4 separate regions of the Homo sapiens genome follow, and regions 1, 2 and 4 are each linked to region 3. Evidence: chromatin contacts called from ENCODE Hi-C or POLR2A ChIA-PET data. All regions are on one chromosome and are shown on one strand. The core of a region is the stretch at or near the end of the contact, and the rest is flanking DNA. Distances in the headings are between cores, read along the strand shown. Region 1 holds the start of RCAN3AS (RCAN3 antisense RNA). Region 2 holds the start of CLIC4 (chloride intracellular channel 4). Region 3 holds the start of SRSF10 (serine and arginine rich splicing factor 10). Region 4 holds the start of KDM1A (lysine demethylase 1A).

Region 1 (3,643 bases), core at 185-2,684, 520 kb before region 3:
CGAATATTTTTGGCTTTCAGCACTACAGGAAAACATCACTTTAAATAATCCTTGTTTGTATCTGAAACACGGATCTGGATTGCTTCCTACACTAGAATCCTAATCTCTAAAGGAGATGATCAGATTTTGCACGGAAGCTAGAAGAATCAACCTGGAACAGATCACTCCTGCCCTACCTGTCCAGGCGGCGGACAGAAGCAGACAGACAAGTTTCAAGAAGTTAGGGAGTCACTAATGCGATGGTGATCCACGCACCGTGGGGGAAGCGGGGCAAGGGAGAAAGACAGGGGGCTTCCACCTTCCAGGCGCCCCTACACCGCTCCTGCCTTCACAGGCAGGCTGGGCCTGTCGGCTTTTCAAAAGGTCAAACACACTTGGTGGGAGAAAATCGTTGGTGGAGAAGACAAAACATTTTTGTTTTGTTTTCCGGGACACCACCCTCGAGGCTGCCAGACTAGACCCCGCGCGCGAGAAGGGTGCGGCGGGAGGCGAGGTCGCGGGAGGCGAGGTCGCGCGCGGTAGCATCTCCCGGTCCCGCGGCTCGGAGTGCCCACCCCTCCCGGACTTCTCGGGGCGGCTTTTTTTTTTTTTTTTTTTTTTTTAACTTTTCATGCACCACCCCCCCCACCCGCCCCGCCCCGCCCCGCCCCGCGCTGGGTGCAAACCTGCTGGAGAGGCCGGGCGCCGTGGGGCCTCACCTGCACGCCCCGCCGCCGCAGGACGGGAGCCGGGAGGGCAGCGGACGGGCCCGGGCTGCCCGACGGGGCTGCGGGGAGCCGGACGGCGCGAGCTGCGGGGCCTCTGGGAGCCTGGTGGGCGGCGGGCGGGGCCGAAGGCAGAGCCGGGAGCCGCCTGCAGCAGCAGCCTCGCCGCCACGCCCTCGACGCCGGCGAGAGCGGCCCCCTGGGCTGGGACTAGGGCGGTGTCCCGGCTGAGCTAGGCTGCCGGCGCCGCGCGCCCGCCTCGTCCCCTCCTGTTCTGGCAGGGCGCGCGCACGGCGGCGCAGGCGCCAGAGCCCAGGACAAGGCGGGGACCCGGGCGGGGACCGGGGCGGGGGCGCGCGGGGGCCGGGGTGGGGGTGTCTCGCCGCGCGCGCCCTCCTCCCGCTCCTCCGGGTTCCTGGTCCCCAGCCTGTGGGGGGCTTGGGCTGTAGCGCTGGGGCGGGGGCTTTAGATCACCCCGAAAACAGGACCTCTGGCGACCTTCTCGTTTTCCACCGGGAGCGGAGAGAGCCGATCTCCTTTTCCTGCTAGCCCCGTAGGACAGTCCCCGGAGCAGCTCATAGGAATATGACGAACGTTTACTCAGGGCTGGTTACTATGTACACTGCGCCCCGCGCGCGGCGAGTTTACCTCGGTTCACCTCCCGGCAACCGGCGGCCCGGATATTATCAGATGCTGTGGGCTTCCCGGCGCCTCATTGCCCGAGGAGAGGCGGCCGCAGGTAGCTGAGCTGGAGCTAGCACAAGGTGTGGGACGGCACAGGCTGGGTCCCGCCCTGGCGGGTACAACCCTCTTCCCCTTACCCACTCCTTCCCCTCCCCTCCCATCCCCTCCCCTCCTCTCCTCCCCACTCGTGCTCTTCTCCCTCCTCCCGCTCTCCCTCCTCCTCTTACTCCTCTTCACCCTATGCCCTATCTACCGTTGTCATACAATCCACATGTTTAATGCTTTCTTTTTCGTGTAAAAACCCTTCCACGCAGTCTTGCTTGTCTCCGACGCCTTAGGAGACCATGGGACATGATTACAACTATTACGCAAAGGGAAGAGCCGGGGTCTAAGCTGTTGAGCGAGTTTCAGTGATAGGACCGAGGCTTACATTGGCAGGTATTATTACCACCAATAACAACTATGATGACAAAGCTCCTGAGCCCAACTTGGAAGGCAGCTGGTGTCTCTTCCCTTAGCCGGCAGAGAAGGAAGCAGGGTCACACAGCAGGGAAAATAACTGGGCTCATCTCCCACCTACAAGGACGCGCAGTCACGCAGTGGTGCGCACCCGTAGTCCCAGCTAACTCAGGAGGCAGAGGTGGGAGGATCGGTTGAGGCCAGGAGTCTGAGACCAGCCTGGACAGCATAGCAAGACTCCGTCTCAAAAAAAAAAAAAAAAAGGAATGTGCAGTTAGAAGAAAATCAGCTCTCATTACCCACTCAAGACCTTTCAGAGGCAAAGTGAGGCACAGTGAAGCTTAACATCAAAGGCACTCAGCGCCTGCATCATGGGGCAGGAAGATGGACTAAAATGTGTACAGCACATCTAATCCCTGTTAGATGTAAACTAAGAAATCAGGGTTGGATTATGACCCCAAGGGCTCCCCAGCAGTTGAGCCCAGCATAGTCACCGAGGTATGTCCAGCAGATCGCCCCTCCTACTTCCTGCTTGCTGCTTCTGTGGTTCCTGCTGCCTCCAACCGTGCTGCTCCTGCTCCCCATCTTGTCTTAAACTAAGTTCTTCACTTTCATTCGTTTAACTAATATTGATGGCAAGCTGCTTCTTTTGTCAAGGTCACTCTAAGGACTATAGTAATTATTTTTTCTCTAAATTCCTCTAACACAGCAACTTTTGCAAAAATTGAGGGTTGTTTTTTTTTTTTTTTTTGGTGTTTTTTTGTTTGTTTTGAGATGGGTCTGCTCTGTTGCCTAGGTTGGAGTGCAGTGGCACAATCATAGCCTCAACCATCCAGGCTCAAGTGATCCTCCCATCTCAGCCTCCTGAGTAGTTGGGACTACAGGCACATGCCACCATGCCTGGCTAATTTTTCTACTTTTTGTAGAGACAAGGTTTCACAATGTTGCCCAGGCTGGTCTCAAACTCCTGAACTCAAGCAATCCTCCTGCCTTGGCTTCCCAGAGTGCTGGGATTATAGGCGTGAGCCATTGCACCTGGCCAAAAAATTGAGTTTTCACATCAAATGAGATTGGAAACAGCTGCATTCCATAGCCCTGCCTGGAGATGTCTGATGCACGTTCACACAAAAAAAATGGCCCTGAGAGATCCTAAGTCAAACAACCAGATTAGCTTAATTTAGTTTCCCTGAGGTATTAGGCCCTGTGTGGGTGTTGGGCTTGCAAGGGTAAGGTCCATAGAGATCTGCCACCTGAGGAGCTCACAGATGGGGGAGACAGTGATTGTGATACAGTTGTATTTGTGCACTGAGACATTTGCAAAGTGCTGACAAAGCAGAGGAAGAAGTGAGCAATCCTACATGATGGTTCAGGGAACGGGGTTCGCATTTTCCAGTATTATTCAAGATTCTCTTTTTTTCATGGAATACATCAATCAGACTGGGTTAAGCAGCAAATGGAATGCATTGACTCACATAATAGAAAAGTTTGGGGCTTCAGGCATGGCCGGATTCAGGGGCTTAAACTACGACATTAGGATTAAGTTTTTTCTCTCCATTTTTTTTTTTTTTTTTTGAGACGGAGTCTCGCTCTGTCGCCCAGGCTGGAGTGCAGTGGCGCGATCTCGGCTCACTGCAAGCTCCACCTCCCAGGTTCATGCTATTCTCCTGCTTCAGGCTCCCGAGTAGCTGGGACTACAGGCGCCCGCCACCACGCCCGGCTAATTTTTTGTATTTTTAGTAGAGATGGGGTTTCATCGTGTTAGCCAGGATGGTCTCGATCTCCTGACCTCGTGATCT
Region 2 (3,306 bases), core at 91-2,590, 770 kb before region 3:
TCCTCCCACCTCGGCCTCCGAAAGTGCTGCGATTACAGGCATGAGCCACCGCGCCCAGCCCTTCTCTATCTCTTAAACACATCCTGAAATGTCCTTTCTTTAAAGTAAAAACTCGGGGAAAAAAAAGAACCCAATAGTTCTAGATGACCATTTACTTTCCGGTATGTTGCCTAGCTCTGAATGAGCCTGGCTTTTTAAGTGGCTGGAAGAAGCTCAAAGTGTTTTTTTTAAGTTTTGAGGGAAGGAGCTGGATCCAGATGTTTATAACTTCGACTCTCTCCTTTGCTAAAATAAAAAGTATTAAAGAGAAAAGCAAAGGAAGAGGGGTAGTATGTGTAAGCAAATAAATTCCACACATGAAAGCTGAAGACACAAGGGAAAACCAACCCTTTAAAGCCCAAGCAAGTTAAGAATTCTCTCCCTCAATTTCTTTCAAAACAAAAGGGCACACACAATCCTTCCCGAAGCAGCAACGCCGGGGGGAGAAGCCAAAATGTTGCATCATACAGAACACTCCGCGCTTGAGAAACGAGAAAGCCAGTAAATGCCCAAGACAGAAAAACACAAGTTGGGAATCTCGGTCTTTTCCGAAGGTCCAAGAGCACCTGCTCTTTGGTAAATTTGTTTAAGATTGCATCGAAAATTAAAGTTTCCGTTTCAGACCAGTGGGGAGCAAATGCTTTTTCAAAAACGCGTTCAAAGAAGTTCGTTTGAAAGCTCATCGGGCGGCGGGCCGCAGTTCGGGCTCCGGGCGGCGGACCGGAGCGCTGGGGAGCGGGTGGGGCCGGGCCCCGGCGCCCGGGCGGGGGGTGGTGACAGGACCCGCGCGCGCCCGGCGCTGGGGCCCCGGGGCAGGCAAGTCCCGCCCGTGGGCTCTTCCCGACCCACCCGGGCGCGGGACGCTGGTCTGGCGTCCGCCGATGCCTACGCGCTGGAGACGGTGGCCGCCGCCCGGGTCCCCAACCCGGACCCCTCGACGGGCCCTCGGAGGCGGGAAGGCGCGGGCGGCCCCCAGACAATGGGCCGGGGGCGCGGGTGCCCGCAGCGGGACGGGTGCTGGCGCCGAGCGGGGGCGCCTCAGGAGAGCCCCGGGACGCCGCTCCCCGCAGCCGGGAGGGAGCCGGGGGATCTGCCGGGCGGGACCGCGAGGCGAGCGCTCACCTTGACGAAGAGCTCGATGAGGGGCTCTTTGTCCTCCTCCTTCAGCCCATTCAGCGGCATCGACAACGCCATGGCCGGCTCGGCTGCGCTCCGCGAACGGCGAGGGCTGCTGCTGCTGCTGCTGCTTCTGCTCCGGGACTGCTCCGGCTGCCGGTTCCCGCCGTGCTGCTCGCTGGACTGTCCGGCGTCGAGCTGGCCACGGCTTCAGCTCCTCAGCACCGCCCCACGCCCCCCGCGCCACTCTGAGCCAGCCGCAGCCCGAGCCGCTTCAAACGGCTGGGAGGGGCGCCGGGGGCGGGGCCTCGGGCTGTAGGCAGGGCCAAGGCGCGGCGCCTCGGGACTCTCCGGGGAAAATAAGGCGGCAGGAGCACGGGGGCGTGGCCTCGAGCGGGGAAGGCGGAGGGACCGCTCCGGAGCCGAAGAAAGGACCTCTGCGGCGCCCCACAGCTGGTAGGGGGCGTGGCCTTGGTGGGCGGTACAAAGCTCAGGCTCTGGCGGGCGGGACCCGGGTACGCCTCTCTAGGGGACTGGTGCGGGGGGGAAAGGAGGGGAGGAATTCCCCAGGGGCCCGAGCCTGACACTGCCTCCCGCCGCAGCGCCTGCGCGTCCTCCGCAGCTGCTGCTGTTGCTGTGCCAGGTGACCTCATGCCTCGGCCGCCCTGGGGAAGCTAGGAGGCGCCTCCTACCCACTCCCCCGCTGCAGCACCCCAGGACTCATCGCCCTTTCCCGCAGCGGCTACCTCCCCAAGTCCCTCTATTACGCGGAGTTGCCTTTTCCAAGACAACTTACTGGAAAGTTTTCATCGCCTGGGGAACACCTTTTTCTTCTGCCTCTGACTTCGTTTTTCCCTTTGACGCTCCTGATCGTTTCGATCTTGGCAGCCAGCATATTCACAAATATATATATATATATATATATTTTTTTTTTTTTTTTTTTTGAGACGGAGTCTGGCTCTATCGCCTAGGCTGGAGTGCAGTGGCGCGATCTCGGCTCACTGCAAACTCTGCCCCGGGTTCACGCCATTCTCCTGCCTCAGCCTCCCAAGTAGCTGGGACTACAGGCACCCGCCACCGCGCCCGGCTAATTTTTGTATTTTTAGTAGAGACGGGGTTTCACCGTGTTAGTCAGGATGGTCTCGATCTCCTGACCTCGTGATCCGCCCGCCTCGGCCTCCCAAAGTGCTGGGATTACAGGCGTGAGCCACCGCGCCGGGCGCATATTCACAAATATTTATGAAACCTTACTGTGTTTCAGGCTCTGAGCTAGCCCTTGGAGAGTAACAACTCCCAAAGCTCAAGATCTTGAACTGCAATCTCAGTGCCTGCAGGCCACTAAGGACTTCCAAGTCGTTGTCCATCTTGTTCCCCACTGCCCACACCCATTTCTTCCCCCCGGCTCACCTGTCAAATTTGAGTGTGCATCAGAATCACCTAGGTGCTACACGCAGCCCCGCTTTTTGTGTTTCCCAGATCCTCTGGGAAAAAGAGAAATCCACATCTTAGCAAGCACCAGGACAATTCTGAAGTAGGTGGTCCGCAAACCAGTTAAACTGCCCTGGGATTTAAGCCCCCGAGGGCAAGAGCTGTGCTTGCCTTGAGATTGTAGGCACCTGGTCCTAGTTTGCTGCTGTTGAGTGCCTGGGGCAAGTTTCACCTCCTCTGGAAACAATTACTTGTGCCCTTTTCTGACTTTCCATAATACTTGACTCACAGCTACTCCTCCCAACTTCCCAGGTTGGGATAAATAGTGAGTTCCAGGAGGCCCAGACATGGGAGGTTTGTCTCCATATCCTCGGTGCCTAGCACATACCAGAATGTTTGAACAAATTGTACGTAGGCATGAAAATACAGTGAAACTTGCAATTTCTTCCTCTGCCAGCCCAAAGTAAGTTGCTCAAATTTTCTCACAGAGGCTCTGTGAAAGAGCCAGTGTATCCCAGTGGTCAGGAACACGTGCTCTGTAGTCTGACTGTTTAAGTTCAAATCTGACAAGGCAGTGTCCTTAAAACCCCTAAGCCTCAGTTTCATTATCTAGAAGTGGGTGGGGCTAATTACTGATTCTTGCCTTACCATATGTGCTGCTCCGTCAGTATGGCTGTTAACTGCATTGAGACTTATTCTGTCCCTACCACCCCTGCAGGCTAG
Region 3 (3,344 bases), core at 574-3,073:
CCTATCACATTACTGTTTCTTTCATATAACAAACCTGCATTTACTTTATTTTCTCATTGCCATCGCCCTAGAAATATAAGCTGTATGTTTTTCATTACTGAATTTCAAGCTTCTAGCACAATGTCTGACACATAACAGGGAATCAAACTTTTTTTTGTTTTGTTTTGTTTTTCACATCACCCTCCCAAAATGCTGGGATTTTGGGGCCACCTTGCCTGGCCCAACATTTTAATAAATTAAGCATGCAAATCTTGGGAAACAAAAATTTAGAATAGCTCTGCTACAGAGTGCTACAAACTATCATCACCTGTATCGAATCACTTAATTGTCTTAGATGCTGATTGACACAAAAATAATGCCTTTATGACTTTTTATTAAATAAAAGTTCATTTAATTTAACAGTACTTGAGTCCCTGCTACCTGCTTGGCACTGTGCCACACGCTGGAGGCATTCCAACTGAAGTCTCTCATCTCCAGAAGTTGACTCTTATCGAGCAGGAAATGGCTCTCAAAAGGGCCTCCAAAATCAAAACCATACTAAAGATTATTTGCTATTTTCATGCTCATTCTCTTACAAACGTGGAGTTTTCCAGAGGGTACATGATGTGTGATAAAGGGTAGTGGAGTGTGTCAAAGTTTTCTCTATTTTTTTTTTTTTTCTTTTTTGAGACGGAGTCTCACCCTGTCGCCCAGGCTGGAATGCAGTGGTGCAATCTCGGCTCACTGCAACCTCTGCCTCCCGAGTTCAAGCGATTCTTCTGCCCCAGCCTCCCAAGTAGCTGGGATTACAGGCGCGCGCCACTACGCCTGGCTAATTTTTGTATTTTTAGTAGAGATGGGGTTTCACTGTGTTGGTCAGGCTGGTCTCAAACTCTTGACCTCGTGATCTGCCCGCCTCGGCCTCCCAAAGTACAGGGAGGGATTACAGGCGTGAGCCACCGAGCCCAGCCGAAGTTTCCTCTATTTTAAGTTCTCATTAACTATTTATTAATAGGTATAACCCACACTTTTTTTAAAAAAAGCTCTTTGGAATCTTCCGTAATACACAAGAATATAAAGGCGTTCTGAGACCAAAAAGTTTGAGAACTGCTGCAATACAGGTCCGATGCATACCCAGGAAGCCGTCAGCAACAAAGAATACACTACAAATGACCACAGTCATGAACCTACAGTGTGAGGTTTGGTCCCACCCAGGTTGGGAGCCAAATGCGTGACTAAGTGGAGATGGCTAGGGTGTGGGTGAGGGGCAAAGGCAGGCTGAAAACACTGGAGAGACAGGCCCAGCTCTGCGCAAGGGCACACACCTCCTTCCTTTACACACTCAATACAAGCTGTAAATCCTTCTTTCGCAGGTCAGGGCATAACCTGGACCAAACGGGAAATTTAAGGCAAAATAAAAGCAGGACATTAACTTGGACCAACCGGGAAATTTAAGGCAGCCTCTCTGAACTAAATAGTTTAAAAATCTGTCCATTTAGTAGTAACCGCAAAGTTTGGCCTAGAGACTAAAACATCTGCTTCCTGATTTGGGGGTGGAGATGAAGTGGAGTGTAAGGTAGAAAACGGCGGGAAATGAAGACCTAAAGAAAGAAAGAACAGGCTTGGGGGAGGGTAAGAGGCACCGCAAGAAGCCAACGAATGACACCGACGCTGAGGCGCGTGCGCCAGCCCTCCGCATGCGCAGGCGGACGCCTGGTGTTCTCGCGGGAAAGAACCGTTGCGCCCGACTTTGCGCGGAGGTAGGAGGGGGAAGTGGAGGCGGGAGTGAAGTCTCGCGAGAAGAGTCGGTTGCCGTAGCAGAGCCCTCTAGCTGTGTGTGTCTGAGGCTCGGCCGCCTGAGCCGCGGACGGTTTGCTGAGCCCGTTAGTGCGCCCGGCCGAGACACGCCGCCGCCATGTCCCGCTACCTGCGTCCCCCCAACACGTCTCTGTTCGTCAGGAACGTGGCCGACGACACCAGGTAGGTACAAGGCAGGTACTCCGGGCCTAGGCGGGGAGGCCGCAGGCGCCTGGAGAGGACCCTGGTGGTGGCGGCACTGGGCCGGGGGAGGGGACGGAGTGAAGATGGCGGGTCCCGCGCCCGCTTTGGCGCCGAACTAGGCCGCGCAGCGGGCCTCAGCCGCCGCGTGGGAGCGAGGGCGGCGCCTCTGCCTTCGCCGGGCCGCGTGGCGGGGTTTTTCGGTCCCCCTCCCCCTCCGCAGTTTGCAGCCCCTTTCTCCCTGCTTCCTGCCGGCGCGAGCAGCCCCCCGCCGCGGCCTTTCCGCGACCCGACGGCCGCCCCCCATTGATTTGAAGTTCACATTCTTCGAGGTTCACGCCCCCTTGGCCCAGAGATTTTTTTTTTTCCCCAGCCAAAAAATAGTGAGATGAAATAACGGGATCGAGGGAGAGGAATGTTGCTACCATTTATCTTTGTTGTTGTTGCCGTTGTTAATATTTGGGGGTTTTAATCAGTTGGAGGTGTTTGGAGAAAGGGAGCGTTGAGATTTGGGGAGTTAGATTTTTCCAGTTAAATGTTGCGAGTAGTTTTTCTTATTTCCTGGAAATTCTGGTCACCCTTTGAAAAGGGAGGTTTGGGAAGCGTCAGTCATTAGGACGTTGACAGCTAAGTTAGATTAATTCAGACGTACCTTAAATAGGCTTTGTTCTCACCATTCCCTTGTTTCGAGTTGCCTTCAGATTATTTTGGAAGAGTTCTTACTACAAGATGAGGCTTTTTATTTCACAAATAATGAATCTACACACAGAAAATAAGTGGTTTGGGTTTTTGGTGTTTCGTGGGGGTTTTTTGCTAGCTTTGTGATTTGCTTTTGTCTTAAATTTAAGAAGGAAAGAAAGCAATAATTCTTTCCATAAATAATTCTTTCCATAATTTCTAATAGTTACGTTAGCATCTAGAGAAATTTTCTCTTTACGTCATCTTGACACTTAACTATTTAAGAAGTTCGATATTTGTGACTTTTTCAGACCATATTTATCTACTGTTAAGTGTGTAAATCTGTCGCTAAAATTGGGGAGTAAAAATAAGTGCTTGGTATTTTTCAGAGTGCTAGAGTCGATTTGATGCTGTAAAAGTAAAAAAAAAAAAAAAAACAAGGCTTATATACAACCTAATGCTGCTGTACCTTTTATGAAAAATGACGGCTGTAGATAAAAATAAGTTGTGGTCATTCCCTTGTACCATACATATGTCTGCTGTTGTCCTGTTAATGTAAACTGCATTTTTATCTTCCAAATTCTTGGATCCTAGCTTTCCTTCATCAAAAAGATATATTGCCTATACATCTTAAGGACTTGGACATAAAAATTTGAGGTCTTTTTATGATGTTTTAGGTCTGAAGACTT
Region 4 (3,598 bases), core at 982-3,481, 960 kb after region 3:
CATTATCCCAATAAGCCTGTTTTTTTGTTTGCTTTTAGACAGTTTCGCTCTTGTTGCCCAGGCTGAAGTGCAGTGGCACGATCTGGGCTCACTGCAACCTCTGCCTCCCGGGTTCAAGCAATTCTCCCTAACTCAGCCTCCGGAGTAGCTGGGATTACAGGCGCCCGCCACCACGCCCGGCTAATTTTTTGTATTTTTAGTAGAGACGGGGGTTTCATCATGTTGGCCAGGCTGGTCTCGAACTCCTGACCACAGGTGATCCACCCGCCTTGGCCTCCCAAAGTGCAGGGATTACAGGAGTGAGCCACTGTGCCCAGCCAATAAATCTGTTTTTAAAAACATCTTATACGTGGCTTCTGGCCACCTGTCTATTGAAATCGTAAAATAACACTCTTGACTTCTGCCCTTTATTTCATTTCTGAGGGCTGGTGTCACCAACCTCTGTGCTTTTCTAACCCATGCTTTGGTAAAAGCTCCAGAAAGTCTTGCCTCCAAAACGGTCTTTCATCCAGCACTGGTTATACTTTAGAGAGTTGGCTCAAGTAGGCAGATAAATATGAGAGCTCTCAGACTGGGTAATACTCATCTCAAGAAGCTCCCCATACACACTGACTTGGTATTCCCACTTAAAAATTATGTAGACAATTTTTTCAGGCATAAATTATATAATCTGCAAATTTTTATTTAAATGTTGACTACACGCACATATATATCCAGGTTGTTTTTTCCAACTAGACCGACCATTAAATCTCCAGAAAAGGCCCAAGTCTAAAGTCTGCGCCCTAATACTGCCCCAGTGCCCTGCACACAGTGTCCCATGTGGTCCTTTGTTTCAAGGGCTGATGATACCCTGTAACAACATGAATGTGGGAATTACATTCCACTTCCATCACTTATTTAGCTTTGTGACTTTAGGCAAGTTGCTTAAATTGTGTGCCTCAGTTTACTCATTCCTAAAATAGGGCTAGCAATACCTGCCCGTTGATATTTAACAACAACAAAAAAAAGTAATGTTGGTGACACGCTGAATATAGCATCTAGGACACAGACATTTGAGGCAGTCACTGTCTGTATATACTGTTTGGAGTCAAATCTTTTCTTCCCATATATTTGCATTTTGACTATTATTTGCTCTCTCAATCAGCAGCTTCCTCATCTGCAAAATTCTGCGCCAAAAGATCGCTGAGAGGATTTTAAAAAAGAAAAAAAAAAAGACTAGAACTCCTACCACACAGCAGGGTTTTGCTCAAACAAAAACAAAAGCAAAAACGACCCTTTCTTTTCATCTCCCCGGCTAAGGCGATTTCTTCAGCATCAACCTACAGCCCCCTCGTGCACCCAGCTGAAACGCCATCAATATCGCCCAACAGCTTCCAGACCTATCTGTGAACAAACAAGTGAGGTCTCCAAGAACGCCAACCGTAACCCCACGTCAGGGAGCCATTTTCCAGTCAAGAAAATGAAAAGGTGTGCAAGAAAGACCTAAGGAATAAAATACCCCTCCCAGCAATCATCGATGCCCCTTCCCACGTCGCTCGGGACCCAGCACAAAGACCGCAGTCAACACCGGCAAAGACTTTTCCTTTCTCACCCCACCCGTCCAGCTAGAGGGGACGTGGCGTGCGCAGCGATACAAGGGGAGGTCTGAGTGGTCGCAGGGCCCAAGACCCGGCGGCGGCGGGGGAGGGCGGAGAAGCCTCGGGGAAGCTCGGCACCAGGCGGTGTCGTTTGAGGGAAGGGTCGAGCCTTACCTTCGCCCGCTTGCGCCGGCTGGTCCGACGCCCCTCCGGAGTCTCTGCTATTCCAGTTTCCATGGGGGTCGCAGACCCAGGCACGACAGTAGGGCCGGCCTGAGGCCCTGCGGACCCCGGCGGTTCCGCCAGGCCCCCGGGGGGCGAGGCCCGCGGAGGCTCTTTCTTGCGGGGTGTGCGCTCCCCCACCGCCCCCGGCCCGACCTCGGCTGGGCCCGACAGGCCCGCGGGCTGCGCGGCCACCTCAGACCCGTTCTCGGAGCCGCCTGCTGTCCCAGGGCCAGCCTCCGTCCCGGTTGCTGCCGCTGCAGCCGCCGCCGCCGCGGCTGCCGCCTTCTTCCCAGATAACATCTCGGGCCGCCGGGCCGCCGACGGCCGTAGGGGCCGCTCGCTCTGTCGCTCCGTGGGTCCGAAAAGCCTTGCCTCGCCTCGCTTCACGCTGCCCGCGCGCCGCCAACCGCCGTCGCGTACGCACGCGCCAAGCGCGCTCCCGCCGCGCCGGGACAAAAAGGGTCGGAGACACCCACGAGCCCCGCCCCTCCCCCGCAGCCATAGAGCGGCGTTCTCGCGGCTAGAGTGGCACCGCAGCAAAGAACGTGTAGCTTGCCTAGAGCGTCTCCCCGGCGTTTGGAGTGGGACCTGGCACAGTCCGTGGTCTTAGGGCTTCTGGGCCAGACTAAACCTCCGAAGGTGACCATTTCCTCCAGGGACTTTCGGGTTTGCATGCGTGCGTTCGTTCATTCACTCACCCAATTATTCGTTAATTCAACCAGTATTTATTAATGCTTGCCTACTACGTAACAAGGGTTACATTATGAAGTTCTAGCTTTCAAAGAACTTACAGTCTAATGGGGGAAAACACTGAAATATGTTGGTAGAGCGTCTTACTTATTCATAATTGCCCTGCTTGGACTGGGCAAAAAACTTGGAGAGCACAGCAGTTTCGATGGTAGTAAAATGGAGACAAGTTACGAAATCCAGGTTTGAGTCCAGACGGAATTGCTCTTGTCTCCAAGCCTTTGTTCATGCTTTTCCTTCTGGCTGGACCCCAACCTCATTCGCACTCCATGTCTTGCGCTTCTCCCATCCCCCATGTCCCCCATCCCCCATGTCCCCCATCCTTCATGTCCCCCATCCCCATCCACATAACACCTCTTTCTACTCCAGGTTAATTCTTTCTAATAATGATAGTAGCGGTTTATTCTTTTAATTTTTCGAGGAATCCCTTGCTAACCCAAAACTGGAACAGGTCGTGTACTTTTAGCATGCGTGTACTTATTACACAAACAATTGTCTTTTTAATAGTCTGTCTCTTCGAAGTGAAATTGTCAAAAAATTATTCCATTTACATGAAGTTCAAGAACTGGTAAAACTAATCTCCAGTAATAGGCTCCAATCAGCCCTTGCCTGAGATGGGGGTCGGGGGTTGACTGCAAAAGAACAAGAAAGAACTTGCTGGGGGTGATGGAAATGTTTTATATCTTGATTAGGGTGATGGTTACATAGGTGTATATATTTGTCAAAACTCTATGAACTATCCATGTAAAACAGGTATGTTTTATGTAACTGTAGTACTTCAGTAAAGTTGTTTTTTGTAAAAAACTAAGCAAACAGACAAAAAGGCAATCAAATGTAGAAAGGAAAAAAAGTAAAAGCTATGCAAGAAAGAAAATGTATCCGAGTGGCGTGGCACGCACTTGTAGTACCAGCTGCTCGAGAGACTGAGGTGGGAGAATCACTTGAGCCTAGGAGTTCATTCAAGTCCAGCCTGAGCAACATAGTGAAACTGCGTTTCTAAAAAAAAAGAGAAAAGAAAAAGAAAGAAAATATAATCATAGTACAACATA

The links. A loop is a pair of places that touch in the nucleus more often than their neighbours do. ChIA-PET counts read pairs that join two places held with the same protein, here RNA polymerase II (POLR2A). Pooled maps may share reads with other maps.
Region 1: a loop to region 3 is called in a pooled map, with 18 times the contacts of the local background. The contact joins the promoter of RCAN3AS here to the promoter of SRSF10 in region 3. A Hi-C loop is called at or near these places in 7 of 50 pooled maps. POLR2A ChIA-PET finds 5 or more read pairs at or near these places in 2 of 52 experiments (A673 and activated CD4-positive, alpha-beta memory T cell).
Region 2: a map of CD8-positive, alpha-beta T cell shows a loop between it and region 3 (4-fold over the local background). The contact joins the promoter of CLIC4 here to the promoter of SRSF10 in region 3. A Hi-C loop is called at or near these places in 1 of 168 maps with a recorded cell type or tissue (CD8-positive, alpha-beta T cell), 6 of 37 single-sample maps with no recorded cell type and 10 of 50 pooled maps. POLR2A ChIA-PET finds 5 or more read pairs at or near these places in 2 of 52 experiments (activated B cell and activated CD4-positive, alpha-beta T cell).
Region 4: a map of naive thymus-derived CD4-positive, alpha-beta T cell shows a loop between it and region 3 (12-fold over the local background). The contact joins the promoter of KDM1A here to the promoter of SRSF10 in region 3. A Hi-C loop is called at or near these places in 1 of 168 maps with a recorded cell type or tissue (naive thymus-derived CD4-positive, alpha-beta T cell) and 6 of 50 pooled maps. POLR2A ChIA-PET finds 5 or more read pairs at or near these places in 3 of 52 experiments (activated CD4-positive, alpha-beta T cell, activated CD8-positive, alpha-beta memory T cell and activated T-cell).

The regions. Positions count from the first base shown.
Region 1 is chr1:24,500,173-24,503,815 of GRCh38, reverse strand. It overlaps RCAN3AS (RCAN3 antisense RNA), which reads left to right and starts at 1,434. Exons shown (of 2, transcript NR_144360.1): 1 at 1,434-1,468. It overlaps RCAN3 (RCAN family member 3), which reads right to left and starts at 980. Exons shown (of 5, transcript NM_013441.4): 1 at 666-980. RefSeq lists silencers at 638-1,137, 1,419-1,591 and an enhancer at 2,195-2,294.
Region 2 is chr1:24,743,481-24,746,786 of GRCh38, reverse strand. It overlaps CLIC4 (chloride intracellular channel 4), which reads right to left and starts at 1,340. Exons shown (of 6, transcript NM_013943.3): 1 at 1,162-1,340. The coding sequence starts at 1,233. RefSeq lists silencers at 769-928, 1,029-1,738 and enhancers at 820-1,425, 1,426-2,031, 3,244-3,306.
Region 3 is chr1:23,978,806-23,982,149 of GRCh38, reverse strand. It overlaps SRSF10 (serine and arginine rich splicing factor 10), which reads left to right and starts at 1,823. Exons shown (of 6, transcript NM_054016.4): 1 at 1,823-1,959; 2 at 3,333-3,344. The coding sequence starts at 1,895. RefSeq lists enhancers at 1,499-1,548, 615-1,605, 1,559-1,888, 2,319-2,368, 1,606-2,596.
Region 4 is chr1:23,018,101-23,021,698 of GRCh38, reverse strand. KDM1A (lysine demethylase 1A) reads right to left here and starts at 2,231. Exons shown (of 21, transcript NM_001009999.3): 1 at 1,752-2,231. The coding sequence starts at 2,102. RefSeq lists enhancers at 1,054-1,739, 1,740-2,427 and a silencer at 1,915-1,984.